Linked DNA regions of Homo sapiens: regions 2, 3, 4, 5, 6 and 7 are each linked to region 1. Evidence: read pairs that join two places in POLR2A ChIA-PET (ENCODE). Cell type or tissue: OCI-LY7. All regions are shown on one strand.

Region 1 (4,000 bases):
CTCATTGTTCGTCGTTGCTGTTCTGGCTGACCCACTGGTGCTGAGGCCCGGCTGGCACTGGCAGGATGTCAGCCCAGGAGTGGGGCTTCTTTGTCGGTCTCCTCCATTCCCGCAGGATAGGAACAGTCGCTGGGGAGCACAAAGCCCCTGCCCACCTGCAGTGCTTGGCAGTGTTCAGCGCACATTCCTGTGTGTTATTTCATCGGAGCCTCACCCAAGGCCTGGGGGCCAAGTCACGGGAAGAGCCGAGTTGGGATTGGAGAACAGCAGCTTGACCCAGGTCACCAGGAGTTTGCCACTGGGCTGTCCCTAGGCTGGGGGGCTGGTACCTCAGGGGCCTAAGCTATGGGAAAAGAAGGGGTTGTACATTGCTGGGGGAGGTGAGAGATGCTGGTGGAGCTAGGAGACAGGAGGTCAGAGATCTCCCCAGCCCCCGAATACACAGGCAGGCTTCCTGAGGGCCTGTTTTGTCCCCCAACCCTCAAGGGGACAACAGGGCCACACCAGGCACTCACACAGCAGCTGACAGCAGCTCACATTTACTGAGGATGTGCCACCTGCCAGGCCCTGTGCCAGGAGCTCTCCTGGAATACCTCTTTTCATCTAAATTCAAAATAATACCATGAGAAAGAAGCTCCAGTCCTGGGCTGACATCCCGCTGAGTGCCAGGCCTCAGCACTGAAGCCACAGCAGCAGCAAGCAAAACGGCCCCAAACCTGTTAGTTGCTTTCAATTTTCCCATTTTACAGATGAGGAAACTGAGTCACAGAGAGGGATAAGTTTCACCAGGTCATATAGGTAGGAAGTGGTGGAGGCAGGATTCAATTCCGTTCTGACTCCGAAGCCAGACTTTTTTTTCCCTACACAATTTATTAGAATTTGAAAAGGTTGCTGGATACAGTCAAATAAATCAATTTCATTTCTATATATCATCAAAGTATTATTTTAAAAGATAATCATTTATAATAGCATCAAAGACAAAGCCACCAGAAATATAACAAAATATGTTGACAGGACTAGTTCAGATGTTAAAGATCTAAGCCGCGCGAAAACCAGACTTCTAACCACTAAGCACCTGTCAGCTGTGGAGACAACAGCTCCTCCATCCTTACGATGCAGCGAGGCCACTGCAGGTGGGGAGGGGTCTTCTGGTTAGTGCAGCAGCCTGGTGTTCAGAGATGACACCTCAGCTCAGACCTGGAAGGTTCTGCAGGCAGGTTGTATAAGCCACGTTAGCTGCTCTAAAGCCTCCATTTCCTCATCTAGAAAATGGGGACAGGGAGGCCCTCCCTAACGGGTTGTTCTGAGGATGAAGGGAGGATGTGGTCAAGTTCCTGGCCCAATGTTTTGCAAATAGTAGGTGCTCGATTATTGGCACTGGTATTAGGATCAGGGCCAAGAGTAGAACCTTCAACTCCCTGTCAGCTGGGAGAGACTGAGATGGATCACTTATCTGCACATGGAACCCGGCGTTGCTGCTGGTGTGAGCCAAGGGGGCTCAGGGAAGCCTGTTGTTGAGCTGTGTCTGATCTGTGGCTTCCTGTGCCTGGGGCCTGACTCAGCACATTACCTGGTTCCTGAGTCACGGCACAGAGGGGAGTGCTGGGATTACAGGTGTGAGCCACCGTGCCTGGCCACAAACTGCTTTTAAAAGGTTCAGGCCCTTTGCTCCAGCAATTCCACTTCCAAGAATTTATCCTATTGCAATGATTTTCAAACTGTGTTCCCAGTGGAATCCTGGGGTTCCATAGAGTTGCTTTGCTAGTTCTGCAAAACTTTGATTTGAATGTCACTGGTGCCGAGTCTGATTTAAAACTGCAGGCATCTGGCCAGGCACGGTGGCTCATGCCAGTAATCCCAGCACTTTGGGAGGCCGAGGTGGGCGGATCACAAGGTCAGGAGATCGAAACCATCCTGGCTAACACGGTGAAACCCCGTATCTACTAAAAGTACAAAAAATTAGTCAGGCGTGGTGGCGGGCGCCTGTAGTCCCAGCTACTCAGGAGGCTGAGGCAGGAGAATGGCGGGAACCCGGGAGGCAGAGCTTGCAGCGAGCTGAGATCGCGCCACTGCACTCCAGCCTGGGCGACAGAGCGAGACTCCACCTCAAAAAAAAAAAAAAAAAAAAAAAAAAAAAAAGGCAATCATCTGCAACCCCTAACTGGCCTTCTAAATACTGCACATTTGAATTTATAAAATATATTTATGCTAACAGAATGACTTCTTACCTGTTACTTATATGAATCTTACTAAGTTTCATTCAAAGAAGGGTCCTACTTCTAAAAAGAAACAGTATAAAATCATTGTCACAAGAAAATGATCATTTCATACTAGGAAAGTTTGGCTTCAAAAAGATGTACCACACAATGTTTATAGAGTTGGTTCAGTGAACCATGCCATGGCTCACAGGCCAGATCTGGCCACCACCTGTTTTTCTAAATAAAGTCTGATTGAAACACAGCCATGTGCATTCATATATGCATTGTCTGTGGCTGGTTTTTTGCCGTAATGGCAGAGCTCAGTAGTTCTAAGAGAGAACTTGTGATCTGCAAAGGCCAGAACAAATACCACCTAGCTCTTTACAGAAAAAGCATGCTAATTGCTGGTTTATGATGATATAAAAATTGGAACCAACCTAAATGTCCAAGAAAAGGGGATTGATCAAATTACAGCGCACCCCCTTCAGCAAATGGAATGCAAAGCCCTTGTTGAAAAATGCTGGCCGGGCACGGTGGCTCATGCCTGTAATCCCAGCACTTTGGGAGGCTGAGGCAGGTGGATTACCTGAGGTCAGGAGTTTTGAGACCAGCTTGGCCAACATGGCAAAACCCCGACTTTACTAAAAAAAAAAAAAAAAAAAAAAAAAAAAATGCAAAAATTAGCCGTGTGTAGTCGTACACACCTGCAATCCCAGCTACTCAGGAGGCTGAGGCAGGAGAATAACTTGAACCTGGGAGATGGAGGTTGTAGTGAGCCAAGACTGCACCACTGTTCTCCAGCCTGGTAAACAGAGCACTCCTCCACCTAAAAAAAAAAAAAAAAAAAAGTTGCAGTTTAGCAGCTCTTAGGTTTGGCTGCATATTTAAACTACTTGGGGAGTTTTTTTTTTTTTTTTTAATTCCAAACCTCAGGCCACCTCAGATGAATTAAATTTGACTGTAGGTGTGGAACCCAGGCATTGACATTTTTAAAGCTTCCCCAGGGATTCTAATGCAGTGCCACTGTTGTAGAATATTTAATGAGGCCAGATACAGTGGCTCATGCCTCTTATCCCACCACTTTCGGAAGCTGAGGTGGCAGAAGCACCTGTAGTTAGGAGTTTGGGATGAGCCTGGCCAATGTTGTAAAACCCTTGTCTCTAATAAAAATACAAAACTTACCCCGGCGTGGTGGTGGACACCTGTAATCCCAGCTACTTGGAAGGCTGAGGCAGGAAAATCGCTTGAACCCAGTGTGTCTAAAATCGGTGGGTTCTTGGGCTGACTTCAAGAATGAAGCCGCAGACCCTCGCAGGTGGTGTCACAGTTCTTAAAGGGGGCCTGTCCAGAGTTTCTTCTTTCTGATGTTCTGAAGTTCGGATGTACTTGCACTTTTTTCCTTGCGCTGGGTTCATGGTCTCGCTGGCTCAGGAGTGAAACTGCAGACCTTCATGGTGGGTGTTACAGCTCTTAAGACAGTGCCTGTGGAACTGTTAGTTTCTCTTGGTGGTTTTGTGGTTTTGCCAGCTTCAACAGCAAAACCTTAAACCTTCACAGTGAATGTCACAGCTCATAAATGCAGTGAAAATCCAAAGTGATTAGCAGCAAAACTTACTGTAAAAACGGGGGGAAAAACCTTCCCATTATTTGGAAGAGAATCAGAGCGGGTTGTTACGGGTGGCTCCAGCAGCCTGCTTTTATTCTTATCTGGCCCCACCCACATCCTGCTGATTGGTCCATTTTACAGAGAGCCGATTGGTCTATTTTACAGAGAGCTGATTGGTCCGTTTTGACAGGGCACT
Region 2 (4,000 bases), 350 kb before region 1:
GGCGCTGCAAGTAGGGAAAATAAAGCAGTTTGCATGAGTGAAGCATGGATTGGGGAGAGGAGAAAAGGGAGGCACAGGAGGCAGATTTCAGACAGACAGTGACACAAAACTGTTGTACTGCTGGATGTTTCGTTTGAGGATGTCTGAGCATGGGCCAAGAACACGTTCAAATCTAGGTCGGTCCAGCTTAACGCACTTCAAGGGGCCACGAGCAACAACTGTGGCAGCACGAGGACGATTCATCAGTAGTGCAATTTCACCTGGAGAAAGCAAAGATGGGTAACAGGCTAACTTCTATGAAAAACATTTCCTTAAAGCAGTGCACTTCTGAGAAAGAAGACAATAGATATGAGACAATCAGTAATTTCATTAAATGAGTAAAGATCAAAATCTCACACCTTCCCTCTCAGAGCCAAAAAAGACTGCAGTTAGAAAATAAAATTCAGGAGAAGACAAAATTATGGAAGACTACAATATCTCACTGAGAGGTGACTTAAAGAAACCATGTATTTATTGTGAGGGAATTCATACATACCAAAATAATCAGAAGGCCCCAATCTTCCCACTTCAACAAACTCTTCATTTTCTGACCGACGTTGTAGCACAGCAGCTGACCCCTATAATAAAATCACCAAAAAGCTAAACAAACACACACTCTCAAACCCAGGGTGGCACCTTAAACATCCTATGCAATTTTAACTACCTTGCAAATGTGTGCATATGATAAAAAATGACTTTAAAGTTAGTCACCACATGAGCTTCAATTTCTATTTTACCAGCATCTCCTGCTAGCGAGGTTCTTCGTATCAAGCTAAGGTGCTTAAAGGGTGCACACTTGGGTTAGCAAACTGTAGATGAAGGGCTAAATCCAAGCTCACTGTCTCTTTCGCAAATCAAACTTTACTGAAATACCACATACATTCATTTACATATTATTTGTGGCTGCTTTTGCACTATGACAAGAGTTGAGACTTTGCGAATGAAACCCTATGGTCCACAAAGCTTAACTTACTTACCACCTGGCCCTTTACAGTCTCCTGACCCCTGATTTAAATAAAATCAATTAGCAACTATGGAGCCACATTCATAGAAATCTGCCACTTGGATCCGCTTAGCAAGAGTATCTGCTATACATTTCCATGGAATGTGGAGATATACAAACACAGTAATTTTTCAAATTTAAATAATTACCTTTAATCCTTATTTGCCAAATAGCCCAAACACTTGCATTTTAACAAGAATAGTGCAGAATCATCACAGTTTGTTATGTTAAATGGTTTTTAGAATTTGGCTTTTCATGTCTAGGGCCCTTCAAGAATTCTGACTCAAACTCATTTAAAAATATAGTGACCTGGCAGAAAACCAAACAACAGCATTTCAAAGTAAAAGATAATTTTAAAATAAAATGGTCAGGTATTCTTAAAAACTAAAGCTATAGTTCAGAATTAGCCCACTCTTTCCCTCTTAGAGCGTACAACTTTTTAAAGTATTAAATTCTGAGTTCTTTACCTCTAAAATTCAAGTATTAAATTCTGAGTTCTTTACCTCTAAAATAATGAAGAACTCATCCCCTGGTTCTCCCTGCACCACAATCTTCTGCCCATCTTCAAACTGCACTGGTTCCAATGCATCAGCTACCGTAAGACGTTCCCACTTGTCCAGAGACTCTGAAAGACAAGAATCAAAATAACTGCTCTGTATTATTTGGTGCTGTTATAAAGGTAAAAAGAAAGTATAAAGAGATTCAACCAAATAGCCATGCCCATTCAACATTCTAGTAGTGTCTCAGATTAAAAGTGGTACCTGTCTTCAATTACCTCTAGTCTGAGCAGGATTCTCATACTGCCTGCAGATAGCCCTTAGATCCTTACTTCGGTAGCCCAGTGGCTAGGTTAATTTATACCAACTGTACCAAATGGCAAGGGAATAAGAAAATGTAATCCTTAAGTATTCCTGAAGATTGCCATCAATGCAAATCAAACCTACAACTACAATACTCAAAAGTCATAGTTTCCCCATCCATATCGTTCCAAAGTTTCATAGAAATAATTTAATCTATTTAAATTCTTGGTTTACTTTATGAAAAAGAACTAGAAAATAACTTTTATTCCCAAAGGCCAAACTACTATCCAAAACACAAAGCATATGTAACCAATTCAAAGAAAAGACAAAGAAGAGGTGAAAAATTCACTGTAATAAACAATGGCAGAAGCCTGTTACCTTATAAAAATCCCCATTCCCCTTTCATGAAGAACAAGTTCTAACATCTCCAAGTCCACATAACAAAATGCACAAAAGAATATCTTCAATTAATCTGCTTTACTCTAAATTTCAACAAACTTCTGGCATGTTTTCAGAGGATGCCAGCAAATGATACCTAATCTTTCCACAGAGGAAATGTATTGTTGGAAGTACTCACTTTTCTGAACCAATCAACTCAATGATGGAACAAGAGAGACGGGAAGTCACAGAGGAAATAACTGTGAATGTCCACAGTCAGAAGGACTTTCAGCCCTTCTGTCTTTTCAGGGGGAATGAGTAGCAATTATACTTTCAGAAGGCTTTTCCCAAGTCCATCCAATTCTAATTCAGGGGTATCTCACATACTAGCAAAGTTAACACACTTTACAACTCACCTAAAATAGAGACTTTACTAAGGAATTCCTCATACATCTTCCGCTTTCTCAGTGTGCTTCCCTAAAAATAAAAATAACAAAAGTGATATCCCCAAGACGTGTAATTATCACCACATAATGCTATGGAATAATAAATATTAAGTTTCAAATAAATTTTAAAACCAGAAAGTCAAAGCTTGTTGCTTTTAATGAGGAAAGTTTAATTTTAACTAATTCATTTTTATTTTACAGGTAATGAATGATATGACATTCTTGTGATTTTTATTTTCCGCCAATATTATGCCCAATTCCTAGCATTTGCAACCAGTATGTTGACATATTTCACAAAGCATTTCCCAACTTCCAAATACAGTCGAAATACCGGTTTATACCTGAGCCTATCACTCAAGATATTTTTCCACACACTTTAAACCAATGTCCAATTTCCATGTTTACTCTCAAACTGATTTTGTGCCACTGCCAACCCAATTTATCTCTGAAAATATTTTCTCACAAAAGTAATCTAGGTCATTTACAACCCAATAATCCTAGTGTTCTTCCTGTTCAACGCTGGTATTTAAATGCAGATTCCTCCATTAGTTCTGGCTTCTCACCTATACAATTGACATGTCTTTATTCTATAAAAAAAGGACCATATCCTCCCCTACCCAGCTATATAGATATTTCACCCCATATCTACAGTTCCTAATTCCTGTCCACAAAGCCAAAGCATTGTGAGGCCCTAATTTCCTTTCAGGCCCACTATGAGAAAGTAAAATATTTTATTTCAAACCAATAGTTCCAGGTCCTACCTCTTCCTTCTTTGACAATGAGATAAAGCTGTAAACATTCTATGTTTCCTTTTACTAATAGTATTCCTGTAGAGGAAATGCAGAACTAACTGTATGGTCAGTTTCTTCTCCAGTAGACTGTCACATCACTTCAAAACCAATCTTTCTAAAATTTAGACTTATCTTTGCCATAAGCGTTTTTTTGTGTGTGTGGGTTTAAGGTTCAGGGGTACATGTGCAGGTTATATAGGTAAACTGGGTGTCACAGGGGTTTGGTGTTCAGGTAATTTTGTTGCCCAGGTAATAAGTAAAGTACACCACAGGTATTTTTCCTGATCCTCTCCCTCTTCCCACCCTCCACCCTCAAGTAGGCCCCAGTGTTTGTTGTTCCCCTTCTAGTATCCACGTGTTCTCATTGCTTAGCTCCCAACTGTAAGTGAGAACATGTGGTTTGGTTTTCTGTTCCTGTGTTATTTTGCTTAGAAAAATGGCCTCCAGCTCTATCTATGTTGCTGCGAAGGACAAGACTATCTATCTAATCTAATCTATCTATATATCCCAAATGCAGAAAAATTTCAAAGTACATCAGGCTGT
Region 3 (4,000 bases), 90 kb after region 1:
CTTGGCAACACTGCCCCACTGGTGGCTGCAGAAGAAGGTGCCTAATGGCTCCCTGAATACCGCAGGAGGCTAGGGAGCTGGGAGGGTGTCTTAACCTGTCCACCCACCACCTCCTTTAGCAAAGTGCTGGGGATGCGAGGCACTTTAGATTTCTCGGCTGGCTCTCCCATTCATCTGCAGCCCTGTGAGAAAGGTCGGGTGGAGGTTTGCTCAGCCACTGGTTTACTGACCTTCACTCCCCAACTTGATTGAAAGCTGAGGATGCCTCACGGGAAACAGGCATGAGCCACCGCGCCTGGCCTGTTTTGTTTTGTTTTGAGACAGAGTCTTACTCTGTCGCCCAGGCTGGAGAGCAGTGGCATGATCTCCGCTCACTGCAACCTCTGCCTCTTGGGTTCAAGCGATTCTCATACCTCAGCCTCCTGAGTAGCTGGGATTACAGATTATAATCTTACAATTACTTACAAGATTCTATAATTACTTACAAGATTATAATCTTACAATTACTTACAAGATTCTATAATTACCTGCAAGATCATCATCTTACAATTACTTACAAGATTCTATAATTACTTACAAGATTATAATCTTGTAAGTAAAGAAATTCTGATACTGAGGGGAAACCCCCTACCCCTATAAAGATATCACAAGTCATTCTGGAGAAGATCTTTAAAGATAGCACCTTGTAGCCGGGCACGGTGGCTCACGCCTGTAATCCCAGCACTTTGGGAGGCCAAGGCAGGCGGATCACCAGGTCAGGAGATCGAGACCATCCTGGCTAACATGGTGAAACCCCGTCTCTACTAAAAATACAAAAAATCAGCCGGGCGTGGTGGCATGTGCCTGTAGTTCCAGCTACTCGGGAGGCTGAGGCAGAAGAATCGCTTGAACCCAGGAGGTGGAGGTTGCAGTGAGCCGAGATTGTGCCACTGCACTCCAGCCTGGGTGACAAAGTGAGACTCTGTCTCAAAAAAAAAAGAAAAAAAAATAGCACCTTGAAAATTAAGAACATTCCATTCATTTCAAGTTTGATAGGGTTTGGTACAAATATCTACTTTACCAGGATAGTAGAAAATATGGCACTGGCTGGACACAGTGGCTCACACCTGTAATCTCAGCACTTTGGGAGGCCGAGGCAGGCAGATCACGAGGTCAGGAGTTCGAGACCAGCCTGGCCAAGAAGGTGAAACCCTGACTGTAAAAATACAAAAATTAGCCGGGTGTGGTAGCATGGGCCTGTAATCCTAGCTACTCGGGAGGCTGAGGCAGAGAACTGCTTGAACCTGGGAGGTGGAGGTTGCAGTGAGCCAAGATCACAGCCACTGCACTCCAGCCTGAGCAACAAAGCGAGACTCCGTCTCAAAAAAAAAAAAACAAAAAACAAAATAAAAAAAACCATTGTGGTCTAATCCATATGTCTTTTTTCTGAATTCATTTGAACTCATTCGCTGCTATCACTGACAGTTTAAAGGCTGGGCGTGGTGGCTCACGCCTGTAATCCCAGCACTTTGGGAGGCCAAGGCAACATGGCAAAATCCCGTCACTACAAAAAATACAAAAAATTCAAAAAATTAGCCGAGTGTGGGCCAGGCAAGGTGGCTCACACCTGTAATCCCAGTACTTTGGGAGGCCAAGGCGGGCGGATCATGAGGTCAAGAGATGGAGACCATCGTGGCCAACATGGTGAAACCCCATATCTAATAAAAATAAAAAAATTAGCTGGATGTGGTAGCAGGTGCCTGTAGTCCCAGCTACTTGGGAGGCTGAGGCAGGATAATCGCTTGAACCCAGGAGGCAGAGGTTGCAGTGAGCTGAAATCACGCCACTGTACTCCAGCCTGGCGACAGAGCGAGACTCTGTCTCAAAATGAAACAAAACAAAAAATTAGCTGAGTGTGGTGGTGCACACCTGTGGTCCCAGCTACTCCAGGAGGCGGAGGTAGGAGATCACTGGAGCTCAGCAATGGAGGCTTCAGTAAGCTGAGATCACACCACCAAGAGTAAGACCCTGTCTCAAAAAATCAAAACAAAATTTAAAAAGCACACAGTTTAAATATTGTATGTAGGCATTGAAAACATTTTGGAGTTAATTTCTTTCTTTTTTTTTTTTTTCTTGAGATGGGGTCTTGCTCGGTTGCCCAGGCTGGAGTGCAGTGGCATGATCTCGGCTCACTGTAAGATCTGCTTCCCAGGTTCAAGTGATTCTCCTGCCTCAGCCTCCTGAGTAGCTGGGATTACAGGCACACACCACCACGCCAGGCTAATTTTTGTATTTTTAGTAGAGATGGGGTTTCACTATGTTGGCCAGGCTGGTCTCACTCTCTTGACCTCAGGTGATCCACCCACCTTGGCCTCCTAAAGTGCTAGGATTACAGGCATGAGCCACCGTGACTGGCCTTTGGAGTTAATTTCTAAGAAAAGGAAGTGGGCACAAGTAAGATGTATTTCATCTTAAGAACTCATTCAGAAATTTACAGTTTTTTTTTTTTTTTTTTTTAAGATGGAGTCTCACTCACTCTTGCCCAGGCTGGAGTACACAGGCGCCCTCTCGGCTCACTGCAAGCTCCGCCTCCTGGGTTCTCACCATTCTCCTGCCTCAGCCTCCCGAGTAGCTGGGACTACAGGCGCCCGCCTCCACACCTGGCTAATTTTTTGTATTTTTAATAGAGACAGGGTTTCACCATGTTAGCCAGGATGGTCTTGAACTCCTGACCTTGTGATCTGCCCACCTCGGCCTCCCAAAGTGCTGGGATTACAGGCGTGAGCCACCACGCCCGGCCAATTTACAGCCTTTTTTTAAAAAAATAGAGAGTGGGGTCTTTCTCTATTGCCAAGGCTGGGGTGCAATTGCATAATCATAGCTCACTGCAGCCTCGATCTCCTGGGTTCAAACCATCCTCCCTGCCTCAGGCTTCCTAGTAGCTAGGATTACAGGTGCATGCCACCACACTAATTTATTTATGTATTTATTTTTAGAGGGGAAGACAGCGGGGAATCTAGCTGTGTTACCCAGGCTGGTCTCTAATTCCTAGCCTCAAACGATTGTCCTTCCTCAGCCTCCCGAGTAGCTGTTATCAGCATGAGCCATTGCCCCTGGCTGAAATTTATAGTCTTTATGTATGAATTCATAAACATCATGAAGCTTTGCCCATAGCATTTCTGAAAGTGGAACTTGGCTCATGTGAATTCTCATAACAAAAGAGCAATTGCCAAAACAAGCAACTTTCTCTAAATAGAGGCGAAATAATAGTCTTACAGAGTAAATCTTCACAATGTAAAAACATAGAGTCAGTTCACTAAATATTCTCTAAAACATGCTTCCAACATGCTGTTAAGTGGAAAAAACCTTTATGATATAGTATTACTGTATAAATTCACCTCTTAACAGAAAAATATACCATATAGGCAGATTTAAAGTTTTATTTTTTTTTTTTTTGGAGACAGAGTCTCACTCTGTCACCTAGGCTGGAGTCCAGTGGTGTGATCTTGGCTCACTGCAACCTCTGTCTCCCAGGTTCAAGCAATTCTTCTGCCTCAGCCTCTCCCGAGTAGCTGGGAATACAGGCACCCACGCCACGCCCAACAAATTTATGTATTTTTAGTAGAGACAGGGTTTCACCATATTGGTCAGGCTGGTATCGAGCTCCTGACCTCAGGTGATCCACCTGCCTCAGCCTCCCAAAGTGCTGGGATTACAGGCGTGAGCCACTGCGCCTGGCCGATTTAAACATCTTAAAGGAAACACATGCAAGTGTAACTAGGGTTGTTTCTAGATAATGGGACCATGGGGATTTCTATTTCTTCTTTGACATATTTGTATTTTCCACTTTTTTCTATAATGAACATCTATCGTTAAAACAGTTAAGATACTGAGTATTAGTAAGATAAAATATGCAAATATAAAAGAAATATACCAAATGTCAACAGTGGTTGTCACTAGATGATGGCATCATCTGAGATTTTTATTTTCAACTTTTTTTTTTTTTAAGACGGAATCTTGT
Region 4 (4,000 bases), 320 kb before region 1:
AATCTGTTGCTAATATAGATGATGGATTTCCAATTTTTTCTTAGCTAAGAATTTACTCAACTTTAGCTCAGAACCAGATTCAAAATATCTTTTTTTTTTTTTTTTTTTTTTTTCCTGAGATGAAGTTTCGCTCTTGTTGCCCAGGCTGGAGTTCAATGGTGCAATCTCAGCTCACTGCAACCTCCACCTCCCAGGTTCAAGCGATTCTCCTGCCTCAGCCTCCTAAATAGCTGGGATTACAGACGCCCACCACCAACCTTGGCTAATTTTTGTATTTTTAGTAGAGACGGGGGTTTCACCATGTTGGTCAGTCTGGTCTTGAACTCCTGACCACAGGTGATCCACTTGCCTCAGCCTCCAAAAGTGCTGGGATTACAGGCGTGAGCCACTGTGCCTGGCCCCATTTTAGCCATTTTTTAATTGAGTTGTTTGTTCTCTTGTTGAGCTTAAGAGTTCTTTGTATATTTTGGATAAGGTCCATATAATTTTCATGTGTCACATTCTTTGACTTTTTTTTTCAATAATTTTAAAATGTAAAAAATTTCTTAGCATTTATGCTGCATGAAAACAGGTGATTCAACCCATGAGCCATAGCTTACCAACCCCTGCCTTAGAAGTTTAAATTGTCTTATAGCTGTGGGGATTTACTGAATGGCCTCATGCAGGGAAGAGATGTGACCAAGTGCACACTTTATCTTTTGGGTTCTAATGAAGCAAGGACATGAGTAGGGACTGCAAGGGCTCTCTGGAGTCTGGAGCCTGAACACTTCTCAGGAGTCTGTTGCAATGATCCAAGTAAGGGATGATGATAGCTAAAACTAAAAGATTTTGATGCAGGTGAATGAAGCTGGGCAGATTTGAGAGATATTAAGAAAATAAGAGCGAGAGAACCTAGGGATTGATGTGAAGGATAAGGAGGAGACAGGAAGGACTCAAAGATGATACCTAGATTTCTAACTCAGTGATTCTGCTGCTATTCACTGAATCAGAGAACACAGGAAGAAGCAGCAAGGGTTCCATTTTGGAATGTGTTCAGTTTGAAGGGCTGCTGGACATCCACAAAGAGCCGTCTAGTTGCTTCCTTGCTGGTCGGAAGTTTAAGAGAGCTGAGTTCTGGGCATGGTGGCTCATGCCTGTAATCCCAGCACTTTAGGAAGCTGAGGAGGGAGGATCACTTGAGGCCAGGAGTTTGAGACCAGCCTAGGCAAGATAGTGAGATGTCCCTCTCTACAAAAAAATTTAAAAATTAGCCAGGCATGGTTATGCACATGTGTAGTCCTAGCTACACAGGAAGCTGAGGTGGGAGGATGGCTTGAGCCCAGGAGTTCAAGGCTGCAGTGAGCCATGATTATACCACTGCACTCCAGCCTGGGCAATATAGCAAGACCGTGTCTCAAAAAGAGAGAGAGAGAATGCTGAGGGTTTTGAAATCATCAGCTTATTGATTATAACGCCATAGGAGTGAATGCAGCACCTCCTGGGACAGGCTATTGAGAGAGAAGTGGGAAGAAGAAAGGCAGCTGAATATAGAACCATGAGTAAGGCTAACAGTGAGAGGTTAAAGGGAGGAAGGGAGCCCAGAAGGAACATTTAGAAAGCAGGTGGCAAACCTGGAGAGGAAGGAGGTCACAGAAGCCAAGGGAAGCAAGTGTTCTGAGAAGCAGACAGATGCTGCAGAGAGTCAGAGTGAGAAATGAAGAGTCAGGGCAATTCACAGCTCAGGCAGGATACTGGAAACCAAGATGACACTTCTGATCCACCGTCAAGGAGGAGTATGCTCCGAGCTCTCTCCACATGGACTTATGTGCATTGACCAACCAGTAAGAGATGAGAGAATAAATAAACAGGAAGCTGTCATGCTGTTAAATGTTCCTTTGGAACTTGTATCAAAAGGCACAGGGAAAATATACAGAATGTGAAAACTGCGTTGTTTCCATTAACTGCTTTTCTACTCACATCTCAGGGAACAAATCCTCAATAGTGTCCTTACCTGAGCACTTTCACGGTGTGTATATTTGTCCATTTTCATGCTGCTGATAAAGTTATACCTGAGGCCGGGCGCCGTGGCTCATGCCTGTAATCTCAGCACTTTGGGAGGCCAAGGAGGGTGGATAAGCTGAGGTCAGGAGTTCAAGACCAGCCTAACCAACATGGTAAAACCCCATCTCTACTAAAAATAGAAAAAAAATTAGCCGGGCGTGGTGGTGGGCACCTGTAATCCCAGCTACTCAGGAGGCTGAGGCAGGAGAATCACTTGAACCCAGGTGGTGTACGTTGCAGTGAGCCAAAATCGCGCCATTGCACTCCAGCCTGGGCAACAAGAGCAAAATAACTCCATCTCAAAAAAAAAAAAAAAATACTCGAGACTGGGTGATTTACAAAGGAAGAGAAGTTTAATGGACTCACAGTTCCATGTGGCTGGGAGGCCTCACAATCATGGCGGAAGGCAAAAGGCATGTCTTACATGGAGGCAGACAAGAGAGAAAATGAGAACAAAGTGAAAGGGGTTTCCCCTTATAAAACCATCAGATCTCGTGAGACTTATTCACTACCTCAAGAATAGTATGGGGGAACCGCCCCCATGATTCAATTATCTCCCACCTGGTCCCTCCCACACACGTGGGAATTATGGGAGCTACAATTCAAGATGAGATTTGGGTGGGGACACAGCCAAACCATATCAGTGTGATTTTGAGAACTGTTTCCAATTGGTACAGCCCTCAAGCCTTGTTCTCAAACCTTCTCAGAAGTCTGTGAGTCATCCAGTATATAATCAATAAATTCTGATTCTACTTAGATCACCTAGGTTATGTTTCTTTGTTTGCAAATAAGAACTCTGGCTGATATATGTCCCATATCCTGTCCTGGGTATAAAAATCTCTAGGTTCCTGTTTGGATGATTAGGAAGTGACCTGTTAGTTAATGTATGGTCTTCATGTCATCCAAGAAGGGAAGGCCATGAAAGAGTGACTGTGGTCAGTTAGTCAAAAGTCGTAACTGCATGGCGAGCCTGGGCTGGCTGGCCATACTTTGACCAACGCTGATTCACCTACACCACTGGCTGGGGTGGCAGCCCACAGCAAAGAGCTGTGATCAGTGGCCACCACTTACAACTCATTACTCTATAGCACGGTGGCAATCTTAACTCTAGAGGACCAACACAAGCAATTCTCCTCTGTATACTGAAGAAAATTGTAGTAGAAATTCCAACACCTATTCTGAGAAACCCAACGTGCATTTTCCACCTTGAAATAAACATTTTACATGCAATGGTCTTAATAATGGTCATTAGTGAGCTGTAGTAAGCAACCCTGATGGATAGCCCATCTGGTCGGAAGCCTGGCTTGCTGTCCCAGCCCTGCCTGCTCCTAGATTTGGATTCTGGAATGCAAATCAGCACCCAATTTCTGAATATTTTCTCATCCCTTGTTGCTGAGTTTGTCTTGCTTACTTATATCCCTCCTCTCTCTCTCTCTCTCTCTCTCTCTCTCTCTCTCTCTTTTCCTCCCTTCTACTTCCATGACATCCCTGCTCTCTGATATAAGAAGAATGAGGAAGAATAGGTTAAGAGGGAGAAGGAACACTTTCCAGCAGAGGAAATGTGCAGAACACCCAAAGATGAGCAAATTCAGGCTGGAGGACATTTAGGAAACTACAAGTAATTCCACTGGATGTGAAGCCAGAAACTGTGTGAAGGGCATTGGCAAGAGGTGAGTCTGAAGAGCTCATGACAGTGACAATAACACATGGAGAGATCTTCTGTGCCTGGAACCGTTGTGAGGTTTCACATAGATTCCCACACCCTACCCTCACAGCACCTTTTGAGGTACGTACTATTGTTGTTCCTATTTTACAGATAAGGAAACTCCGGCATACAGAAGTTACACAACTTGCCCAAGTCATGTAGTGAGGAAGAGGCAGAGCTGGGGTGTGAACGAGGACCCTAAGCAAAGCTACTGAACTTGGACTTCCACCTGAGAGCTACAGAAGACCTTTAAAG
Region 5 (4,000 bases), 76 kb before region 1:
CCCAGCACTTTGGGAGGCCAAGGCAGGCAGATTGCTTGAGCTCAGGAATCCAGACCAGCCTGGACAATGTGGAAAAAACCCCATCTCTAAAAAATAAAAATAAAAAAAATACACGGGGCATGGTGGTGCACACCTGTAATACCAGCTACTTGGGAGGCTGAGGTGGGAGGACCACTTGACCACGGGAGGTGGAGGCTCCAGTGAGCCGTGATCATGCCACTGCACTCCAGCCTGGGCAACAGAGCAAGACCCTATTTCAAAAATAAATAAATATTGCACCTCTCTTTTTTTGGTACTAAGGCAGAAGTATATAGACTGATTTCTCCAACTTTGAGCAACCCCAGATGACTCTACTTGAACAGAAAAGAAATTGACAGTTTAATCGTGTATAATCCCTTGTAAACAACCCGGGGGAAAAATGGTTAGGTTCTGGTTGGTGATATTTTACTTCAATGAGGTCATGCAGCACAGTGAAAACAACGAATAACTCAACATTAGGGAGACTTGGGATCTGATCCCATTTTTGCCATTGGTTAAACAACAAGCAAGTTTACTCGGCTGCTGCAGGCTTGTGTCCTCATGCATGAAATGGACTAAATAATCTCCACATTATTAATGCTTTACGACTCTGCTTTCCAAAAATGGAAATGCATTTGAAGACAATACCAGGCCCTTGAAAATGAAGACGGGAGGGTAAAAAACAAGCTGCAACAGAGAACAGTATCAAGCTTTTAAAGAAACAAGTTAACACCGAAGCCAGAGGCCTTTAATGTAGACATTAAACGGTGTCTACATACACCCTTTCAGCTTGAATGTCAACACCGGCTGTACTGACAGAAGATTTACATGACCTTTTCCTGAAATAAGCCTTCCTCTCCTAGTAACTCAATACCACGGGTACATTTTTCCAGGTACACTAGAGTTGGGTACTGGTCTAGAGCTGCACTGTCCAATACAATAGACACAAGCCACATGGGGCTGTTGAGCACTTGAAAATGTGGCCAGTTGGAAGTAAGATGTACTGCAAGTGTAACAAACACACGGGAATTTGAAGATGGTACAAAAAAAGGACATAAAACATTCAGCATTGATATTGATTGAAATAATATTTTGGATGCATTGGATTAAACAGAATATACTATTAAAATTAACTCCACCTGCTTCTTTATGCATTTGCTAATACGACTACTAGAAACATCAAGCTTACATATGTGGCTTGTATTATATTTTTGTTGGACGGTGCCACTCTAGATATCAGAATCTACAAAGTGACTGAGATTCAAACTCTTCAATGAAGCACTTTTTAAATGCTCTACTTGAGAATTAATTCCACTCACTGCTCTGCTGCCGTCGCGGTCCTGACTTTCCAAGGCTGTGCCCAGAGCGCGGCACACGTGGCTCTCACACAGGCAGGCCTGCACGGCACGCAGCAGTGGAGGAGGTTACCCTGGGTCGCTGACGCCAGGGGAAGCCAAGCGACCGATCCCACACTTCTGAGCCCCGCCGGGGAAGTCCCCGGGCGCGGAAACAGGTGGTGCGCCGGCGGTTCGCAGCTGCTGGGCCCGCCGGCCTGGGCGCAGCCGGGGACAGCGACGCGTTTCCTGCCCGGGAAGGGCCCGAGCGCAGGGCCGGCTATAGCGGTCCCGCAGCTGCCTGCTTCGATTTTAGCACTGCTGCTCCCAAGAGGGAGCAACGCGGCCCTCTGTCCCTCGTAGGGCTTGAAATGTAAATTATTCATATCAGGGGAATGTGTGCTTCAAAAAGCAAGCTGGACAAGAACCGACGGGTAATCCTCGACAAATTCTTCTACTTAACCCTCACCATTAGAAGTCTGAGGCCTGAAAAATCTCTTGACCGGAGAGATACTAACTCCACAGGTGCCCAGGATCAGGATCTATGACATAAATGAAAAACATTCCAAATTCACTGATTTTTAAGAGTATTTAGATAGTAGAAAATTATTAATTCTCTTTATTAGCTCAATACTTTGTTCAGCCAGCATTTGCAGAGCAAAATCTGCGTGGATTTATTTAGTGAAAATTATCTTTTAAAACCACAAAGATTTAACCATAGTACATAAAATTTAGTTGCAGTAAGCAAATTATATTTTTAAGCTGAACCCTAAGAAATTATCCAAAAATATATAGTTATACACAGCACTTATGATTGCTGAACAAATGAATCATATAAAATTTATGTTTAGTTCAATTTTTAGCAAGAGTGAATGACTTCTTAGATGATTTTTCTCCTAGTCTCATAGTGCAGTGTAGACACAAATGGACCTTATTTATTCAACTAGGCAAATCTTAGTTCAAAAGAGTTTGTGACAAAGGCTGACCTACAGGACTAAAACCGTGCTTGCCTTGTAGGAAAATAAAAAAAAATGTAATCGAATGGACAATAATTTTTTAAATACATTATTCAAGGAGGAATAAGCCCTGTAACAGAATCCATAAAACACCATGCTCCATCAGTCTCTTTTTCCTAATAGAATGACCAAGTATTCTCTCCAATTAATTTTAATAGCAAACCACCATTTTCTAAAATGACTTAAATGGGTTCAATCAAGTAGAATGACTCCAAGGGAAACCACTGACTCAGATATGAAATGTGCCTTACATCATACTCCATACATCAAAGACTATACTTTCAGGGATCATTTCTATACTTTGTTACATCATACTGCATACATCAAACAATGAAGAATCCAGGTTTCAAATTACAAATACATATATACCTTTAAGTCTTACCCTCAAGGTAAGATAGGAAAGTGGGAAATGCTGTCTGCTCACTGATATTCCATAAAATATTCACTGTAATTTCTGGATTTCCAAGATACATCTATCTAGCAGAGGTGGTTTGTCAAGTCTGAGCTTTTCCACCTGTCCACCCCCGTAGCAATGGGGCTGATGTTCACACCCTGCAGACCATCATCAGCATTCATGGCACCCCGACAGATAACCCCATTAAACTCTCTCCCTGACTCAGGTAAACACTTCACAATGTAATGTGAGGAGGACATTATTACTGAAATAAACCTGAAAGCCGCTCTAAATCTATAGAAAAAGTGCAACACTCACAAATATAAATACCATTACACACTATTTGTAAGATCCCTCATAAATGACTATGTTATAGCTGAGACCTGCAGCGGAACTCCCACCACCAAATGTTGTGGTAGTGTAAGGACCATTGTTATTTTCACTTGCAAATATTCCTGATAGGTCATATTTTAAGCTGCTAAAAACTGATACAAGCTGTTCATTCTTTCAGGGATAAGGTGACAACCAGCAAGAGAAAAAAACAAGGTAATGCACTTGAGACAGTAAGGTAGGCTCTCGGAAAAGGAGGGCTGTGGTGATCAGAGCCCACGGACGTCCAAAAATGTGACTTGGCTGGGCCTAAAAGAGGGGAGCGGCTCTTCTAAAAACAAAATCACCCCCTGGAAATTATGTTGGTTGGTTCCTTGGGGCATTGAACGGTTCTTTTTCAAGTTATTTACTTGCTCGTTACCGCCAGTCCCAGCTTTCTTGGGAGACCTAAACATATTTGGGGAATGGAAATAATGTGCTTGCTGCCACAGACCAGGCCAGTAAGATGAGAAGATAAAGAGTTTCTAGAGTTTTTATTATTCAAAATGAGTTTCATTTCAATTCAGGTACTTGAAAGAAGGTTCTAGTCTGTTACTTTGACACAGCACAAGATCAGTAGTTTATTCCAATGAAGTATTCCACCCAAATGAAAGCATAACATGCAAGTAGTTATTTATTTCAATCACTCCTATTTGAAGGTCCTCATTTTTGGAGAACAGCCAGGCATTTTATTATCCACTCTTTCCATTCCTTAAAGGCTTCCACGGGTTTCGGTAAATTCCCATTATCCTCGTGACTGTGTTCTGGAGTTGCTCCAGGTGTGTCAGAAGATTCATCATCAATCCACCTCACCAGTGCCTGGAAAAACATGAAAGATGCGCACTTCAACAAACCACAGCAAAATACCA
Region 6 (4,000 bases), 220 kb before region 1:
GGGGTCCCCGTGCAGCTGTGACTGTGGGAGGCAGGGCTAAGTGGCCCCTCACTCACCGGTAATGTAGAAGGCCTTGTAACGCTCCAGGCGGACAGTCTGCAGGGCTCCAAACTCTCCAGCTGCCCCGCTGTTGGGGTGGAACAGCACCTGAGAAAGGGTGGCAGAGCTTACTAATAGAAAAATTGGCAGAACTCGGTGACTCATGCCTGTAATCCCAATACCTTGGGAGGTCGAGGCAGGAGGATCACTTGAGCCCAGGAGTTTGAAACCAGCCTGGGCAACACAGCAAGACCCCTCCCTACAAAAAAATACAAAAGTTAACCAGGCATGGTGGTGCACACCTGTGGTCCTAGCTACTTGGAAGCTGAGGTGAGAGGATTGTTTGAGCCTGGGAGGTCAACGCTGCAGTGAGCTATGATCATACCACTGCACTCCAGCCTGGGTGATAGAGCAAGATCCTGTCTCGAAACAGCAAAAGAAAATAAAACATGCTAGATGATGCTAGATGCTCCCTGGAACATATTACTGTCTTTTTCAGGGTCTGGTCTCCCTATCCCTGTGCCCAAACACACACTGACAGATACAAGCCTGGAGTCCACACCAGTCAACTCCAGGGAGCCTGTGAAGTTGTTATTTTGCTGGTTAATTGATGGGAGTGGGTTACAACTCTGGAAGAGTAGGCAAAAGGTCTCACTAGGTAGGTCAGATTTCTAGGCCTGAAACCTGCTATGTAATTTGCAAAGTCCACAACAAAATGCAAATCAGGGATACCTTGTTCACAAACTTAAAATTTCATGATGACCACGGCAGAGCTTTAAACCAAGCACAGGGTCCCTCCAAGTGCAGGGCTCTGTGTGTGGGGGGCACCGGTCACAGGCCCACAAGGCCACCCTGCCTGAGTTCCAACCCCTCAGGGTCAGGATGGGCCCTGGGGACTTACTTGTTTTACAAGTATTTCCAAGGGTTCTGATGCAGGTGACCCTCAGCTGTCTTTGAAGAAAGGCTTCTTCAGCATCAAGTCAATGTTCCAACTCTCCCTTGAGCAAGGATGGTACAAAAGAAGGCATCCTTGATTTCCGCAGAATCGGGCACAGCCCAGACTCTGGTCACAGACGCCCACAGCTATGACTCAATCCGACTATATTTGGACTGAGGAAATCTTTCCTCATCAGGTCACAAATAAAAGAATTACCGTACAGAATGGAAACACCTAAATCAGGGTTCTCGAGGGAAGGATGTGAAAGAAAACAAAAGGCCAGTGTCCTTGGTAGGTTGGTGGGTCTGGGCTAAAAGCATGAGACTGCCTTGGTATGAATCACAACCGTATATAGGGCTGGAAAGGCACTTACATGATTCAAAGTTTCCACACGAGACTTAAGAAAAAAATGAGAAACATCTGTTGGAGCAGTAAACAGCTGTCCCCCGGAGTTTCACAGCTCTGAGAGGATGCCGCCAAGGTGGGGCTCCTCCCCACACCTGCGGCTTCCAGGTTCTCGTGACAATCCCTGCACAAACCCAGGGCGCGCATGATGATAGCAGGTTCCTTCCAAACAGGAAAAGAAGTCGTAACTGAAAACCCTCACTTCTTCCATCCCTGCAGAAAGCCAAGCCTCTTCACCACAGGAGACTGTTTTGTTTCCTTCTTGAGACAGCAGGAAGTGGGAGACTTGGAAAATCTATTGTCAACTGATATACGATGCACGCGGACATGCAGAAGATGGGAGTGAAGTTGCTGCTTCAGATCAGTCACAGTACTTGCGTCTCAGTCACAGAAATTCCATGAGGGTGGGCTGCTATATTCCCACTATTTATGTGGCGTTACCAGAGGCAACTTCCAAAATCCACGAGGAAGCAAAACTGTGGGATGGCTCATTCTCAGAAACATAGATGGACTTTGGAGAACTTGTCTATGCATTTTTTTTGTTTGTTTGAGAAGACCCATTATGGCTTTCTTGTTTATATCAATATAGGAAGGAAGCTGTCAAAAGTACACATGAATCACAGCTCTCCAGATGCCTGGTTCAAATTTCAAAGATGACTTTATCTTCTGCAAACTTGTTTTGCCTTCCTGGTGGCCTTTCTTGCTCTATTTTATCTTGTTTTGTTTTTTAAGCACGAGAGCATTCCTTTACCTTAAGTCCCACAGGGTGCTGATATAGCATCCCCTGAAGGTGGGCTTCTTCTCCATTCAGGTGGGGATGCACAGCTACAGCCTCCAAAGGGGGTGGATGGGGGTGGTCAGTTTGCCAGCCACGCCAGATGACATCTCTCGCCACTAGGGGCCTCCCTAAGAGAAGTGATCAGCGTTCTTTCTGGACATTAAAACTCAGCTTGTTTCCTCGATGTATGGCCTCCAGGGGCGTGTCAAGCATTTGATGACCCACAGCAGCCCCAGACTGTGTGAGGCTGGGCAGATGCAGAGCTGTTAGGGGAAACGTTCCTTCGTTGACAATTTCTGGACCTGATCATGACAACCTGGGGCTAAGACACGACCTGACCAGTGATGATGTTACCACCTTCAGCTTCCATCTGGGAGCCAGGAAAGCACAAAGTGGGACCTTTGGTTCTAGGCTGTGCAGCCCTCCCCTTCCCAGCCCTCATCTCTCTCCTGGTGCCCCTCACTGCCTAGACACAGACCCATCAAGATCAGAAGCAGGAGGTTGAGCTGATGCAAGAATATGCAGCATGGTGTCAGCTGATGTGGTTTCGAACATCACAGAGACAACGTCCCTAGAGGTTGCTGGAGTGGGTTGTGAGAAGACCATCCAGTGTGGAACTGGAGCTCATTGTGCACATGACACCTCTCAACTCTCTTGCTCCTCTCCTTAACTCTTGGTTACTTGGTTTGCAATAGGGAAGGACTGGATTGCTGAGAAGCATTGGCATATTGTTCCCAGTTGAATATCCAGGAGTTACTTTGAGCTTCTAGAACTGAAAGTGTTTCTAAACCAACTCATATTGGAATCCTTGTAAGCCCAGGATGTATCTGAGGGTGAACACAAATTGTGCTTATTTTAAAATACATATGTACACATGTATGCATATGTTACAGACATATGCATCTGTGTACACATATGTATGTGTATATTGATATATGCATATATATACACGTATGTATACATGTGCATACACCTGCATATAAATATGTGTGTATATCTCTATTTATGTGCCTGGACATATGCATATGTATACATGTATGTGTGTGCATGCATGTGTATACATATATGTGCATAGACATGCATAGGCATACATATGTACACATGTATAGTGTATAAACATAAGCATGCATATGTATGTTTATATAGACACATGCATATGCGAACATGTGTATGCATGTGTGGTATAAGCATGCATATGCATACATATGTATGCATGTATGTATACAGATGTGGATATGCATACATGAATATACATACATGGTACATAAACATGCATATGCAGCCCAGGCACAGTGGCTCACGCCTGTAATCCCAGCACTTTGGGAGACCGAGGCAGGCAGATCTCCTGAGGTCAGGAGTTTGACACCAGCCTGGCCAACACAGTGAAACCCTGTCTCTACTAAAAATACAAAAATTATCTAGGCGTGGTGGTGAACGCCTGTAATACCAGCTACTTGGGAGGCTGAGGCAGGAGAATCGCTTGAACCCAGGAGGTGGAGGTTGCAGTGAGCCAAGATTGTGCCGCTGCACTCCAGCCTGGGCGACAGAGTGAGACTCCTCTCAAAAAATAAAATAAAATTAAATTAAATTAAAACAAAACATGCATATGCATACACGTCTAGAATATGCATGCACACGTATAACACACATGTATAGACGTATGCACACATATGCATACATGTAAGTATGTATAGAATATTGTGTGTGTGTGTATATATATATAATTCCTCATATTCTTACCTTCAAGCCTCCCCCATAGCTATTCCAAATTTGAGACAATTTACTCTTATTTCCTTAGGTCTATGACTTTGCTTTGATAGAGAGGACTGACTAGAGAAGAC
Region 7 (4,000 bases), 280 kb before region 1:
GACTTGAACGTGCTAAAGTGAATTGTGAATCTCCCAAGACACCTTCAATTTCTTTTCAACACAGCTGTCTGTGTCGAATTCCAGTGTAAGTCAGAACTTCCAGTGATTTCTCAGGTCACTCTGACCTCTTTGCCTGTAGTTCTCCCCACTCTTCTCCCCACTCCAGCGGCCCTGCCTCCTCGCTGCTCTTTGAGCTTTTTCCCATATGACTGCATAACCTGCTCCCTTTTCTTCCTGAGGTCTTGTTCAAATGGAAATTTTCAGTGGGGCCTTCCCTGCCCACCCTATGCAAAATTTCTCCTCCCTACACCCCACACTCCCAAACACACTTTCACTGCTATACATTTCTTAGCACTTATCACCATCTAAGATACTATACATCTCATTTTTCTTGTTAATGGTCTCTCTGCCCAGGTGGGCAGGGGTTTTTATTTATTTTGGACAGCGTCATATCCCTAGAACCTGGAGCCATGACCGGCACACAACAGGCACATGATAAAAATTGGTCAAATGAATGAATGGATGAATGAATGAATATACAAACTCCTTCCAAACTTCTCCTCCTTCAGAGGAAGTGGTGAGGGAGGCTTCTGTGTTTTCCATTTATAGACAGTAAAGAGGTTTTGGAAAAATACACAAGGGAGCCTCAGAGACTTTCTTTTGGGGCTTTAGGACTGGCTACCCATATCTTATCACTCAAGCCAGTTTTTCCTGAGGTGTCCCCCCAACCATCCTAGAACTAAATCATACAGACCACTAGATGGCACTGTTCACCAAGAATCTCGGGATTCTTAGCCACGCCCCTCTCACCCTAAGCCCAAAGCCTTTGAATCCACCTTCTTCCCAGGGGTGACTGATTCTAGAGAATGATTACCACTCCCTGCACCACCGCTAGACTAGAAAGAAACCTAAAGTCGTACAGCACGTTCCAACAAGCCATGCCCAGCCAGGAGCACAGGCTAACTCTCTGCTTGGGAGCAAAGGACGTTTTTGAATATTTCTAGATGTACCCTTGGTAAATGTAGGCAAAGTGCTGGTGCCCTTTGAAGAGCTGCAGGACTCCACACTCTCCCCCTTGTACTTGGCCCGTGGCCCTCTTGGCACAATTCTGCCTCTATCTCTTCACCCCTTGCTCCTCTGTCCCTTCATAGGATGAAGCACAGGTTAAGATGCCAATTCTATTTCCAGCCTTGAGCCAAAGCAGTCCAAGAGACAGCGTGACAGGCAACCTGGGCACCCAGTGGAAGGGACAGAATACAAACTACACCTGCATCAAAAACTGTCCTAGGGCCTTTGGCAACTTACTCGACAGTCTCCACTTTGGCATATGCAGCTGCCTGATGGGGATAAACATTCCTAGACCAGATAGATGTGGTTAGCGTCACATGAGAAGATCTATGACGCTCCAAACCAAGCTTTCTATAAAGCTTGGTCTTCTATTTTCAAGTATCGCCTATAATTATATTCTAAAATTTAAGGCAGGGTGATTGGCTGACCTGCTGAACCCGTCTCTGTGTTCTTGACCAGTGCGAAGATGCCTCGGTGAACAAAAACACCTTGATTGAACCTCTCTGCACTGGCATGGGTAACAGACTCTCAGCTCCAAGGACATTAGCAAAAGCACTTGTAGAAAGCAACTGTCTTCGTGATCATCAGCCAATCAGCAAGCATTTATTGAGAACCTGTAATTCACCTTGGTGTTTTAGGAAGGCTATTCTGGAGGCAAAAATAAGACAGGTGAGGGGAGAGAATGAAGATTAAGACATCAATTCACTCTTTCATGAAATAACATTTTTCCTGACTCTTGGGAAGGAATATATAAGTCAAGGAATATTAGAAGTGTTGTTAGTTTTTGCTCCCTGTCTCTCCCCTTTTAATCAATAAATCCAGAAATAATGGTTCCATTTGGGGGACAAGGGCACATGATAGGGCCTCTTCATTCACTGCAGCCATGCTATCTCACACACACTGTCTATAATTAGAAACAGAAAACCCAGTTGCACCTGCTGCTCGGCCAGACTTCTGGCTGGGGCTTCCTGCTTGCCAATCAGTTCGATCATCTCCTTTCCCAGAAATCACCCCACAGCCCAACCCCTCCTCTTCTACCCTGGCACCATAGGGCTGACTCCTTGAGCTTCCTCCACGTACTGACACATCGCCCTTCCCTCCCTCTCCCTCTTGGCTCCATTGTCCCAGGGCCCTTCCTCCTTTACCCTTTCTCAAAGGGCTACCATACACTGGTCCATTAGAGTTCAACTCGTTCTCAGTTCATGTTCTGAGTGTTGCCCCATAGCAGAAAAGAGAAAGGAGATTATTTCCTGTAACTTGATTTTATAAAAATAGAATGGACTTTATAAAAAGAAGAATAGGACAGGAGTGGTGTTTGTTCACCTAGTAGTTACTTTAATTGTAGATGGTTGGGTGCCATGAATGACCATATGGGGTGACAGGAGTGTTGCATCAGACAGGATGTCTCATTTCCACCTTCCCCTGTGAATGCCCTGTGCATGCCCTAATCAGCATTTTAAAATTACAACCTGATTGTTATACAAATAAGAAGTCTCTCCATTAGATGAACTGTGGCCTGCAATTTTGTATTACCAAACATGTTTTTAATTCCCAGAGCCCAGCTTTATTTTCCCAGATTTTGCTGACTGGTAAGTAACTTACTAGTTACTTACGAGTAAGTTTTCCTAGAAATAATGGAGTTTTTTGTTTGTTTGTTTGTTTTGTTTTTCAGGGAAAAGATAGACATTTAGGAATTTCAGTTGAAAGAAAGAGAAAGGCCAAAATCTTATTCCCACTGGAACAAAGCATTGTCCCCTGCCCCACCTACCCCATTATCTTTTGCTGATGTTATTTAGTAGTGAAATTGCTGTTGCAAGAACTTGTAAGACTTAGGTTGCCCATAAGCCCAACATTCAAATCAAGAGTGTCCTCTCCCACAGAACCCAGAACTAGAATGTTAAAAAAGAAAAACCAGCCTGACATTAAATGGATTCAGCACCTCTTAAGTTATTTATAACCTTGCCCTTGGCTTTTTATATGAATGGACTTCTGGGAAATTTTTTGAGGGTGGAGCTCTTCAAAGTGGCTGCTTACACCTCTAACAGAAATCACAAACCAGCCCTCCACAAACCACATCCAGCTAGCTGATGTATTTAGTTTAGCTTATGAGGTACTTTTTGAAAATAAGAATTAGTTTTCATCATTTTTTAAATTTACCTACAAATACAGGTTTTTAATAAAATAGGCACAGATTTATATAAAAATACAGACTTACATATTGTCTTGGGAAAAATGAAATCAGATGAGGCAGCCCTGAGATGTTATTTCCACATGGCTGGTGCCATAATGGACCATTAGCCTGGAAAGAAACATATAAGGGGGACCATTCACAGGAAAGGCTGAGGCTGGGAAGGTGACCATTTTTCTCCCGTGGCCATAGCTCTAGATCCAAACCTTGATTCCAGTAAGCATGCAGTTCTGCTGCTGATTTAAAGTGTCTGAAATGAAATACAACTTCCTGAATACCTGACTGAAGATCTAGTTTCTAAAAGCAACCCAATGGGCTTCCCCTTCCCAACCATGAAATCAGCTTTGACTCTTCCCTCTTCTTCCCTGCCCCTCCCCCTTCCCCATCAGTTGCCATGCCTGTCATTTAGTCCCTCAAGACTCTACTGAGAATAAAGTAGCCACCAGCTACATGAACACTTAAAATGTGGCTCATGTGAACTGAGATATGGTGTAAGTGAAAAATACACACCGGATATTCAATATTTAGTTCTAAAAAAAAATTAAAATCTGAGGCCAGGCGTGGTGGCTCACGCCTGTAATCCCAGCACTTTGGGAGGCTGAGGCAGGTGGATCATGAGGTCAGGAGTGTGAGACCAGCCTGACCAACATGGTGAAATCCCGTCTGTATTAAAAATACAAAAATTAGCTGGGCATGGTGGCGGGGGCCTGAAGTCCCAGCTGCTTGGGAGGCTGAGGCAGGAGA

Evidence for each region. ChIA-PET counts read pairs that join two places held together with the same protein. Peaks named below come from ENCODE experiments on the same cell type or tissue, not always from the same donor. Only the 100,000 strongest peaks of a DNase experiment are listed, where the experiment ranks them.
Region 2: POLR2A ChIA-PET joins it to region 1 with 18 read pairs; 4 of 35 experiments call an interaction of 5 or more read pairs at or near these places.
Region 3: POLR2A ChIA-PET joins it to region 1 with 11 read pairs; 5 of 35 experiments call an interaction of 5 or more read pairs at or near these places.
Region 4: POLR2A ChIA-PET joins it to region 1 with 13 read pairs; 4 of 35 experiments call an interaction of 5 or more read pairs at or near these places.
Region 5: POLR2A ChIA-PET joins it to region 1 with 17 read pairs; 16 of 35 experiments call an interaction of 5 or more read pairs at or near these places.
Region 6: POLR2A ChIA-PET joins it to region 1 with 17 read pairs; 2 of 35 experiments call an interaction of 5 or more read pairs at or near these places.
Region 7: POLR2A ChIA-PET joins it to region 1 with 21 read pairs; 12 of 35 experiments call an interaction of 5 or more read pairs at or near these places.

The regions. Positions count from the first base shown.
Region 1 is chr17:68,180,575-68,184,574 of GRCh38, reverse strand. LOC105371870 (a long non-coding RNA gene) reads right to left here. Exons shown (of 4, transcript XR_934937.4): 2 at 2,903-3,024; 3 at 2,229-2,279; 4 at 1-1,207. Among named protein-coding and RNA genes, the nearest start is that of AMZ2, 65 kb to the left of the region's middle. RefSeq lists enhancers at 1-215, 988-1,047, 1,068-1,137, 2,329-2,458. In OCI-LY7, CTCF peaks have their summits at 1,071, 2,429 and 2,642; DNase peaks (open chromatin) are centred at 1,124, 1,554, 2,434, 3,884 and 3 weaker places; H3K4me3 peaks cover 4,000 bases; H3K27ac peaks cover 3,933 bases.
Region 2 is chr17:68,526,537-68,530,536 of GRCh38, reverse strand. It overlaps PRKAR1A (protein kinase cAMP-dependent type I regulatory subunit alpha), which reads right to left. Exons shown (of 11, transcript NM_002734.5): 8 at 2,637-2,697; 9 at 1,546-1,667; 10 at 536-617; 11 at 1-260. The coding sequence ends at 88. Among named protein-coding and RNA genes, the nearest start is that of PRKAR1A, 16 kb to the right of the region's middle. RefSeq lists a silencer at 2,235-2,529. In OCI-LY7, no CTCF peak of the experiment used is centred here; no DNase peak of the experiment used is centred here.
Region 3 is chr17:68,090,914-68,094,913 of GRCh38, reverse strand. No RefSeq gene overlaps it. Among named protein-coding and RNA genes, the nearest start is that of LINC00674, 8.6 kb to the left of the region's middle. In OCI-LY7, no CTCF peak of the experiment used is centred here; no DNase peak of the experiment used is centred here.
Region 4 is chr17:68,498,869-68,502,868 of GRCh38, reverse strand. It overlaps a transcript of PRKAR1A not described here. Among named protein-coding and RNA genes, the nearest start is that of PRKAR1A, 12 kb to the left of the region's middle. In OCI-LY7, no CTCF peak of the experiment used is centred here; a DNase peak (open chromatin) is centred at 1,668; H3K4me3 peaks cover 465 bases; H3K27ac peaks cover 1,594 bases.
Region 5 is chr17:68,256,764-68,260,763 of GRCh38, reverse strand. It overlaps AMZ2 (archaelysin family metallopeptidase 2), which reads right to left. Exons shown (of 7, transcript NM_016627.5): 7 at 3,609-3,950. The coding sequence ends at 3,795. It also overlaps a transcript of ARSG not described here. Among named protein-coding and RNA genes, the nearest start is that of AMZ2, 11 kb to the right of the region's middle. In OCI-LY7, no CTCF peak of the experiment used is centred here; DNase peaks (open chromatin) are centred at 983, 1,534 and 2,623; H3K4me3 peaks cover 1,819 bases; H3K27ac peaks cover 4,000 bases.
Region 6 is chr17:68,397,507-68,401,506 of GRCh38, reverse strand. ARSG (arylsulfatase G) reads right to left here. Exons shown (of 12, transcript NM_001267727.2): 11 at 57-147. Among named protein-coding and RNA genes, the nearest start is that of MIR635, 25 kb to the left of the region's middle. RefSeq lists an enhancer at 2,340-2,699. In OCI-LY7, CTCF peaks have their summits at 2,062 and 2,270 (motif pointing right); DNase peaks (open chromatin) are centred at 1,386, 2,316 and 2,706; H3K4me3 peaks cover 352 bases; H3K27ac peaks cover 1,169 bases.
Region 7 is chr17:68,459,927-68,463,926 of GRCh38, reverse strand. It overlaps a transcript of PRKAR1A not described here. Among named protein-coding and RNA genes, the nearest start is that of WIPI1, 4.4 kb to the right of the region's middle. In OCI-LY7, CTCF peaks have their summits at 559 and 759 (motif pointing right); DNase peaks (open chromatin) are centred at 786, 2,006, 2,466 and 2,996; H3K4me3 peaks cover 2,641 bases; H3K27ac peaks cover 3,233 bases.